2 separate regions of the Homo sapiens genome follow, and region 1 is linked to region 2. Evidence: chromatin contacts called from ENCODE Hi-C or POLR2A ChIA-PET data. All regions are on one chromosome and are shown on one strand. The core of a region is the stretch at or near the end of the contact, and the rest is flanking DNA. Distances in the headings are between cores, read along the strand shown.

What was found. A loop is a pair of places that touch in the nucleus more often than their neighbours do. ChIA-PET counts read pairs that join two places held with the same protein, here RNA polymerase II (POLR2A). Pooled maps may share reads with other maps.
Region 1: a map of CD8-positive, alpha-beta T cell shows a loop between it and region 2 (25-fold over the local background). The contact joins the promoter of HINFP here to the promoter of KMT2A in region 2. A Hi-C loop is called at or near these places in 2 of 168 maps with a recorded cell type or tissue (CD8-positive, alpha-beta T cell and naive thymus-derived CD4-positive, alpha-beta T cell) and 6 of 50 pooled maps. POLR2A ChIA-PET finds 5 or more read pairs at or near these places in 2 of 52 experiments (A673 and naive thymus-derived CD8-positive, alpha-beta T cell).

The regions. Positions count from the first base shown.
Region 1 is chr11:119,118,082-119,122,957 of GRCh38, reverse strand. HINFP (histone H4 transcription factor) reads right to left here and starts at 1,378. Exons shown (of 10, transcript NM_198971.3): 1 at 1,319-1,378. It overlaps C2CD2L (C2CD2 like), which reads right to left. Exons shown (of 14, transcript NM_001290474.2): 14 at 4,414-4,876. RefSeq lists a silencer at 1,365-1,644.
Region 2 is chr11:118,433,789-118,438,510 of GRCh38, reverse strand. KMT2A (lysine methyltransferase 2A) reads right to left here and starts at 2,019. Exons shown (of 36, transcript NM_001197104.2): 1 at 1,567-2,019. The coding sequence starts at 1,998. RefSeq lists enhancers at 53-1,050, 1,051-2,049, 2,711-2,850, 2,050-3,047 and a silencer at 1,921-2,400.

The DNA.
Region 1 (4,876 bases), core at 129-2,628, 690 kb before region 2:
AGAGACGAGGTCTTGCCATGTTGGTCAGGCTGGTCCCAAACTCCTGACCTCAAGTGATCCGCCCGCCTCGGCCTCACAAAGTGCTGGGATTACAGGTGTGAGCCACCGCGACAGGCCTACCTATGCAACTTCTATTCGCCTTTCAAACCCCAAAGTCTTCTCTTTGATGACCCCCTTCCCAATTCATCCAGGTACAGCTGGCATATCCCATCTCTTGCCCACGGCATCCACACACATCTTTGCTATCAATGCAATGAAACTTGTTTCCCCTAGACTAGGAGTTTCTCAGGACAGTGGCCATCACTTATTCACTTCTCATTCTCAGATTCAGCACAGAGCTTTGCACACCCCAGGTACTCAATAAATATCAGGAGATAATCACATTCCGGGAAGCCTTCCTAAACTACCCCATCCCTGAATCTACTCTTGCTCCTTAGTTCTATGGCTGGCACAGCTGACACCATAAAACTTCAACCCTATTTTCATGTTGCCATGGTCGTTTTATGTGTTCTAGTCTCGTTTACCCAATTGGACTATAAGAAGCTTCTGAGCAGAAACCATATCACACCTGCCCGTGTCCCTACACTGTGCCGAGCACAAATATTCTAAACATACACCTGCTGTTAGACTGGTGGGTAAGTCCAAGGAGGCAAGCTAGCTGGCGATACAGAATGATCTGAAACCTAGGCAAAACTCCCTGACGCTCTCTGACTGTCCTCCTGTCTTCTTTAATTTCTCTTTCTGTGTCTCTTGTTTCTACTCTGAGGAGATAGGGGCATGATCTTCACTCTACCCTCTTAACACTTAAGAGGGCATATACTGTAACGCAAGACAATGAATGAACTGTGGTATTCAAGAAAAAAAGGGTCCTAAACGCCTAAGAACTCATAATTTGGCCAAAAAGATAAGACTGATACGTGAAGACAACGACCGAAACAAAGTACCCGATGAGGGAGACCAGGACAGAGAGACACCTCCGCGGTCAGGCGAAAAGGAAGTCTCCCCTAAGCAGTGGGGCCCGCACCACGCCTCGAAGGACAGGTAGAATTTGGACAGAAGGAAGGAGACCGTCCCGTTGGGCAAAACCTCTCCACTCGCAGTCCCGCAGGCTTCCCGGAATCCTTCACGCTAAGGCGTGGCGGCGACCGAGTCTCAGCCGCAGCGAAGCCCCTAGACTAGAAAGCAGGGAGGTTCCAGTCGGGGTGAGGGGACCGGACCAGGGCAGACCAGCGTGGCCAAGCGGCAAGAATACTCGCCGAGGTGGCTCGGGAAGAGCTTGGCCTCCTGCAGCCCCTGCAGAGCACATACCCCAGCTTACCGTCTGTCGGCTCCAGGTCTCTTCAGCTCTTCTCCCACCTCAGACCATCTCCGGAGAGGCGCTTGAGGGACGGTCAAGGAAAGCCAATCGTCGTTCTCGGATCCGACTGACAGCCAATGGTAGCTGTGTCTGGCGGAACCCGTGCGCACCAAAACACGGAAGGGGCGGGAACAGTGGGTGGGGCTAGGCGTCCCGGGCGGACAGAGGGGCGACAGGATACGTGCAAAAGGTAGCACGTGACCGCGCCTCGCTGCTCAGGGCAACGCAAAGGCGGGGAGCCTATGGGCCTGAGTTCCCCTAACTGCGCAGGCTCGGCCTCCGGGACCCAACGGGCATGCGCAGGGCTCGCGCCTGGTGCGCAGTGGGGTCTCCCTCACGTGGTTCTTCGCTTTAGTTGGCTGGTTGCGTGGGCCTCGCGGAGAAAAAGGCGTGGGATGCTGCCCAGCGCTGTCGGCCCCGCTCGGCTCAGATTGAAGGTTCTACCCTTTCCTTCAGCCTCTTAGTCTTATTATGTTTTAAATGTTGGTATTATATGTTTCTCTTTCCCCCCAAAACTCGGCTTCCCTTCATCCACTCGTTCAGGTCAGAAAGCTGGCAGTCATCACTGATTCCTCTCACTTCTCACATCCAATCCATTGCCAAGTTCTGTGGATTCTACCTCCTTTTAAAACAGGATATTTCAAATTTATCCCCTTTTGTTTATCTTCACCGCCTCCCCCACCTCCCCTGTCCAGTGATGACCTCCAGGCAGGATTTATACATTAGTCTAATGGGTCCCGCTGCGTGCACACTTGCTTCCTTCCAAAGCATTCTCCACTTTGCAAAAAGCAGACCTGATCAAGTTACCATCTGCTTCAGACAATTCAAAGGCATTCTATTGCTTTCAGGGCAAAGCTCCAAAACCATACTGAGGTTTTCTAGACCCTTCAGCATCTGGGCTCTCCCTGTCTACTTTTTTTTAGTCCTTCTCGACCATATTTCTTGCTCTCCAGTCGCAAATTTCTTTCACCTTTTCCACCACACCAAGCCACCTTTTACCTCTCAAGCCTTGAACTTGTTTTCTTTACCTGGAATAATCCCTTTCTCCTCCTCCCACATTTATTTGACTGACTCCTACTAATTTTTATGGTCTCAGTGTAGATGCTTCTTTTTCCAAAAAGTCTTCCTGATAGTCCTTTCTTGTATTTAACAATACAGCTCAGTCACATTGTATTTGTCTGTTTACTCTCAGTCTGCATTCTTCACTAGACTAGTTCTTCACCTTTATAACTCCATCAGTGGGCCGGGTGTCGTGGCTCACGCCTGTGATCCCAGCACTTTGGGAGGCCGAGGCGAGTGGATCACATGAGGTCAGGAGCTCAAGACCAGCCTGGCCAACATGGGGAAACCCCGTCTCTACTAAAAATACAAAAACTAGCTGGGCATCGTGGCGGGCGCCTATAATCTCAGCTACTCGGGAGGCTGAGGCAGGAGAATCGCTTGAACCCAGGAGGCACAGGTTGCAGTGAGCTGAGATGGCACCACTGCACACCAGCCTGGGCAACAGAGCAAGACTCTGTCTCAAAACAAAACAAAAAACAAAATAAAACAAAAAACCCATCACTCACTTAGCCCAGTGGCTGAAACTCAGTAAGGGTTCAAGACATACTTGTTAAATAATATACCTTAATAAAGTTGGTTAAGACTGATATTTTATTGCATTGTAGTTTTCTGTATCTTCTAATCTAAAAATAAACCTATATAATTTGTACAATCAGAAAACACATTAAATGTTCAATATATATAAAATAAAATTTAAAATGCCATTAAGATAGTAAAGTCATACTTGTGCATAAATTTTGGTTTTAACAACAGTGAGTTATAACTTGGTCCCTATTTTAAAATAGGGTTTTGCAGGGCGCGGTGGCTCATGCCTGTAATCCCAGCACTTTGGGAGGCCGAGGCGGGCGGATCATGAGGTCAGGAATTCGAAACCAGCCTGGCCAACATGGCGAAACCCCATCTCTACAAAAAATACAAAAATTAGCCAGGTGTGGTGGTGGGTGCCTGTAGTGCCAGCTACTCAGGAGGCTGAGGCAGGAAAATCGCTTGAACCTGAGAGGCAGAGGTTGCAGTGAGCCAAGATCACTCCACTGCACTCCAGCCCGGGCAACAGAGAGAGACTCTGTCTCAAAAAAAAAAAAAAAGCGTTTTAAAAAATGTAATTCAAAAGTAACAAAATATATCTTACCAACTTTATTCATTCAAAAATGCATATAGTAGTACTTCATGAAATGCCATCCTCATTTTAATTCAGATTTACACCACTGAAAATAGCTTTTAGCTTTATTTAGCAATTTTATGAAGAAAAAGTTCATTCACAGAGCTGTGTAAACTCAAACATAGGTTACAGAGCAAAAATTTCAGGATTGCTCTGGGATCCATATATATGTTTCCAAAATTTAAAGCAGTGTCATTCTGTCTAGCATAGTTTACTTCTATCTCAATCTGCTTCTCTTGAAAACAAGCCACAATTTTGGCTGGGTAATTCAGACATATCCTGAGATTTGTTCTTTAAAAGCTGCCACAAAAACTGAAAGCATAATTCATACTCATTAAAAGCTGTGGATCCCTTCTGAAAGTGTGAAATGGATTAAGTTGATGAAAATATGTTTCGTATTTTTTTCATTCATTTAAAAATTCCCTATTTTTGAAACGTGATCAGGCTCTTCTTCACTAAAATATGTGATTCCATGGAACTCTGGGCAGCTCAGTACTGGAAGCTCAATACAGATTCCAGTTACCATCTACTCATTCCCCAGGTCCTGTAGAACTCTGAATACCTGTTCTCCCATCAACAAAAGTTTCTTGTGCAATCACAAGTTCACTGTGTTTGGTTGTCGTGTCATACTGGTAGAAAAACTGTTCCTCTGTGAACCACTAAGAGTTACATTTCTTAGACTGGGGAAACAGCTTGAAAAATCTCTTTGAATTTTCATGACTTAGAATTGAACATTTCACTACATAAAAATCAACCAAATCGATGTGTCCATCAATGGAGGATTGGATAAAGAAAACGTAGTTAATGTAGTGAGTGATAAAGAAAATGCAGTTTATAAACTCCAACTTGACTTTAATAAATTAAATTCCAAGCTGTCACACAGCAATGGACATCATTATCATCGCCCAACACACACACACACAGTGGAATACTACTCAGCCATAAAAAAGAATGAAATCATGTGTTTTCCAGCAACATGGGTGGAACTGGAGGCCATTATCCTCGGTGAAATAACTCAGAAACAAAGTCAAATATGGCATATTCTCATTTATAAGTGGGAGCTAAATAATGGGTATACATGGACATATAGAGTGGAATAAAAGACATCGGAGACTATGAAAGGTGAGAAGGTGGGAGGAGGGTGAGGGTTGAAAAACTACCTATTGGGTATGATGTTCACTATTTGGGCGATGCGCACACTAAAAAAAGCCCAGACTTCACCTCTATGCATGCAATATATGCATGTAAGAAACCTGCACTTGTCCCCCCAAATATATAAAACTAAATTATCTAATTGA
Region 2 (4,722 bases), core at 770-3,269:
TACCCCCCTTCGCTTCAGCCCCTAGCAGCTGCTCTTCCTCCTCCTAGCATCCCCCATGCCATCCTCCCCCCTCTACAATTCGAACTCCCCCCTTCTGCATCCAATGGAAAACAAATGCGCAACGCCACTGGCTGAACCTGAACTCAACTTCCCTTCCTTGGGCAACTTTCCTTTTTGCTGAAGGGGGCCGAATAATGTTTATAGAAGCAACTCCGTTCTTGCCCCAGTACTAATGGGGAAGGGGCAACGCTCTGACCCTTCATCCACCTTGGGTCCCCTTACAAGAATCAGAGACAACCCCAAGTCCTTTCTAAGGAATAACTTTGCTTGATAATCCTTTTTCTCCCATCCCAAAGCAACCACCGCCACCACACTAAAGTATAACTGTCCCTTATCTACTCTCCTCACCCCAACCTGGCTTCCCCCACCCCTTCCAAGCCCCAGGATTGGCCTAGGAAAAGGTGGATCAATAATGAAATGACGAGAAGAGAAGGGCGGGAGGGAGCTCGGGTTGGAGACTGCGTGCTCTCAGGCGCAGTGGGTGGGGTAGGAGAGCAGCTGCTTCCCCTGGGAGGATGCTGCCTCAGTCCCCCAACAAACACCTCCCCTCACAGGGGCCCCCTTCCCCAGAGCTGGAGGGAAAGCCTGCCTCCTCTCCAAGGGGAGTGGTGGAAAGCTGCTCTTCTCTAAGCCTAGGGGACAGTGGACTATTTTCCCCTCCAAGATGCCACTAATCCTTCATTCTAAAGGAGGGAAAGGGTGGAGTGAAGGTAGAGTAATTCCCGGCTACCAATAGGCTAGAAACTGTAGCCCTGTAAGACGGGGCGGGGGGGGGAAGAGACTGCTGTATGAGGAATCACCGTTATCTTCAGAGGGAAAGGAGGTGAGACCAGGCAAGGTGCAGAGGAGAGATTTTCCCCGGTGGGGTAGGGCGGGATGGGGGAGGATCGGTCTGCTTGGGGTGGGGGTAGAGGGTGGAGGTGAAGGAAGGGGGAGTGGCTGGCAGTATAGGGACCTGGCCCGGGGATGGCGCGAGGGTTCATCGGGTTTTCGAAAGCAAGGTGCTGGAAGGGACACGATCCCCAAGGGCCAGGAGAACGTGGCCCTGGATGAGGCCATCACCCGAGAGACGCCCGAGAGGAAAACTGCCCTAGGAGTAACACATCTGCCCAGAGAGGGAGGCGGGGATGTGGCGGGATCAGGTCTCTAGGAGGGAGGGAGGGAGGAATCTTGCTCGGATGAGGTAATCTGTGAAAGGGAGGAGGGGTTCAGTCCCGGGATGGGAAACCCCGGCGAGGGGGTCTGTGCCAAGGGATTTGGGGAAGGGTCAGGGGGAGGAGAGCGGGGGGCAAACGCCCTCAGCCAGATGGGCCCAAACCCCGGGGTGGGGGCGCCTGGGGGTCTGCAGCCCTGCATGGGGGTCCCAAGATGGGAGAGCCATTCGCCCCGGGTCAGGGACCCCGAGATGGTCCCAGAATTGGGATGCTCCTCAATCCCGGATGGGGGAGGGGAGGGGGCTCCGCAGAGGGTCGAGACCCCGGACCTGGGGGTTCCTCGCCCCCTTACCTCTCCGCTGCCGCCTCCCCCGCCGCTCTCCCCAAACACGGCCCGGAACCGGCGCAGGTTGGTGCCGATGGCGGCCGAGACCTGCAGCGCCGCGTCGAAGCCCGGGCCCACCCGGAGCAGGGCCGGCCCTGAAGAGGCTGAGGACGATGACGAAGACGAAGACGAGGCGGACGACGAGGAGGCTGCTGAGGCGGCGGCCGCTCCCCCTGGAACCCCAGCCCCGCTGCTTCCCGCCGCCGCCGCCGCGGCCGCCACAGCCGGGGGGGAGGGGGGCGCCCCGGGGCCGCCACCGCCGACCGGGGGCCCGGGGGGAAGCAGCAGGGCCGGGACGCGTTGCCGCGGGGCGCCCCCTAGGCCCCGGCGCCCCCCGCCGCCGCCGCCCCCGGTGGTCCCGGGTCGGGCGGGGAAGCGCCACCGACAGCTGTGCGCCATGTTCGCCCCGTGAAGTGAAGCAGCGAGAGGGAGAGGCGACAACACAGGGGGGCGGGGAGGCGGAGGGGGGGGCACGGGGCCCCGGAACCTGCCTAACCAGCTCTGCGCCGCCCGGCCGCCTGCACCCTGCCGGCCGCTATGCAGAGCGCCGGGCCGCGCCCGCCAGCCCCGCAATCTGTATAGCGGCCTCGGGCCTCCGCCTCTGACGCCTGGGCGCTGCAACTCCATCCCGAGGCCCGGGCCGCCGCCTCCTGCCCGCCCGCCGGCCCCGCAACCTGGATAACTGCATGCCCCGCCCTCCGGGAGAGGCATTGCTCGGGAAAAGGAGGGGGGAAGGAAGCCCGGGAGCCCGGAGCAGAGCGCGGGTTCCGGAGAGAGGGGGAGGGGGCGAGGACTACGCGGAGGATGGAGGCGTAGGGAGCCGGGCCGCCTGCAGCCTTGAGCGCCGAGAGGCCGATTACACACGTTCCCGGGACGCGCTGGGAATCGAACAGCCCGGGAGAGCAGCTTCCAGTATAACGCGGCGGCTGGGTCGGGGAGCAGTGAGCCTTCTCCTCCGCCCCAGGGCACGGATACAAGATGGGTTAGCCCGAATTGAACGCTTCTAGAATAAAAGAGCCCTTATTGTACTACATGCAAAACAGAAGCGCTGCCCAGTTTACTATATGCAAAACAGAAAGGCCCTCAATGAACGCACTTTAAAAAATAAAAAAGGAGCCCCTCCCATTTTCATGCTGGAGCTCTTTCCAAAAAGCACACACCGAGTGGCAGGTCTCCTGCCACCTCCTCGCTCTACTGTGCACTCGTCTGGCTTTCGTGCCCTTCTGCAGGGAGTTGGGTTGTGTTTCTCCAGCCCGGGCACTGAGGCCACGGCGTGCTCCGCTAACGACGCGGTGTTACAACGAAGCTGAAGCTGGGTGGCTAACGGGGCCTGGAGGGAAGAGGCGGGCAAAAGCGCCCCCGCCCCTTCTTCCTCCGGTCTCTGCCTGCCGCTGCATGCAAAGCAGACCCTAATGTATGCACGCAGAGGGAGGGGGGCTCGCGAGCACGTTTCTGATTAAGAGAGGGGGAGGAGGAGAGCGTTGGGCATTATGATACACTGGGTGGAAGGGGCCCGCCGGCGGCGAGCTCTGTGCGCGGGGTTAGTAAGCTGAGGGGGGAGGGGGAAAGAAGGAGGCGAGTTAGGGAGGGGAATGAATATCCACCGGGTTTACTTTATTGCGGGAAAGAGGGGAGGGCGCCTCGAGCATAGCGTTAGACGCCTGCAAGGCTGGGAAAGCCGAGAGGGTAGGGAGGGGTTTGTGTCGGGAGAACTTGCGTTGGCTGAGGCTGGGGGATCGATACACAGCCTGCAGGCCCCGGGGCAGCCTCCATCCCCCAAGCCGAGGGGGAGTTCGCTGGAAGGTCATGCAGCCTTCCTGGACTCCCGCACCGGTACAGCGCACTGCATGTAATATTACAGCCTGGGGCGGCGAATTTGGGAAGGAGGGAGAGGGTCGTTGTGAGCAGGTTGCACTCAGCTCTGGCCCTCCGGAGGGTGCACTTCACGCCTCCAGAGAAGGTCCACAGCCTCCTGGTGCTGAAAACCTACGTCCCTCCACTGGCGAAACATTTGTGCAGAGCGGACGATGGGATGGGGGCTGGAGAGGAGCAATGAAAGGGAGGAGACACAGGCAAGCCTCAACTCCCCCAACTCGTCCCGAATCGATCTTCGTTCCAACCGCGCAGGATGGGGCCCAGATGGTTTGCAAAGCGCACACTCGCACAACGCAATACACAGAACAAGATTCCGTTGTTACAGCGCGTGGTTTACTAGATGCTAAAAGGGTGGGAGTAGCAGGAGGGTCTTAAACGGCAGCCCCAAGGCTCTGCTAAGGACAGAGACACCCCATTGTGGACGGTTTCTCCATTGCAATATATTTAGCGTTGGGCGCTGGGGTTTTTGCTTCAGTGTAGCTGCTCTGATCAGTTACAGATTGGCGACCACGTGGATTCCCTCAAGCATCCTGATTTGTTCGTTCTCTCTCTCTCTCTCTCTCTTTCTCTCTCTCTCTCGTCTCTCTTATTTTTCTTTTGTATTTGCCGCCCCCCCTTCTTTAATATGCATAACGGTCTGCAGAGGTAATAGGCAGGGGACTGAATGACAGGCTTTATATAACTGTGTCAACAGATTTCTTCCCGCCTTCTACCCTTGAGAAAACATGAACCGGGTGGGTTCTGAGTAACCTCACTTCAAGCATTCTTCATTTAACACAGGTGGGAGGTCTGCAGGTTGCAAGGCAGCAGAAAGAAGGAAGAATGTCTTCGAATATTGTGTGGAGTCCCCAGACTCAAGCCTCTGAGCAGAAAAACTCCTTGAGAAATCATATAGTTTGTCTCTTTGCCTCTAGACTAGTCCAAAAGGAGCCAGAGCAAGTCAGAATTTGGTTTATTGTTGGAGATTTTAGGGCGAAAATATTAATAATAACATTTTTCAGTGCTTTCTGTGAGCCTAAGTGCTTTATGTGCACTCAATTCTCTCCAATTCTATAAGTTTGATTTTACATATGGGGAAACTGAGGCTTAGAATAATGTCTAAAGTCACACAGCTAGTAAGTAGAAGTGCTAAAACTCACTGGGGTCTGACAGCAAATATCCGTTAACCATCCTGCTGATCATAAAAAGACATTACGACTCCTGTAATCCCAGCACTTTGGGAGGCCGAGGCAGGCGGATCATGAGGTC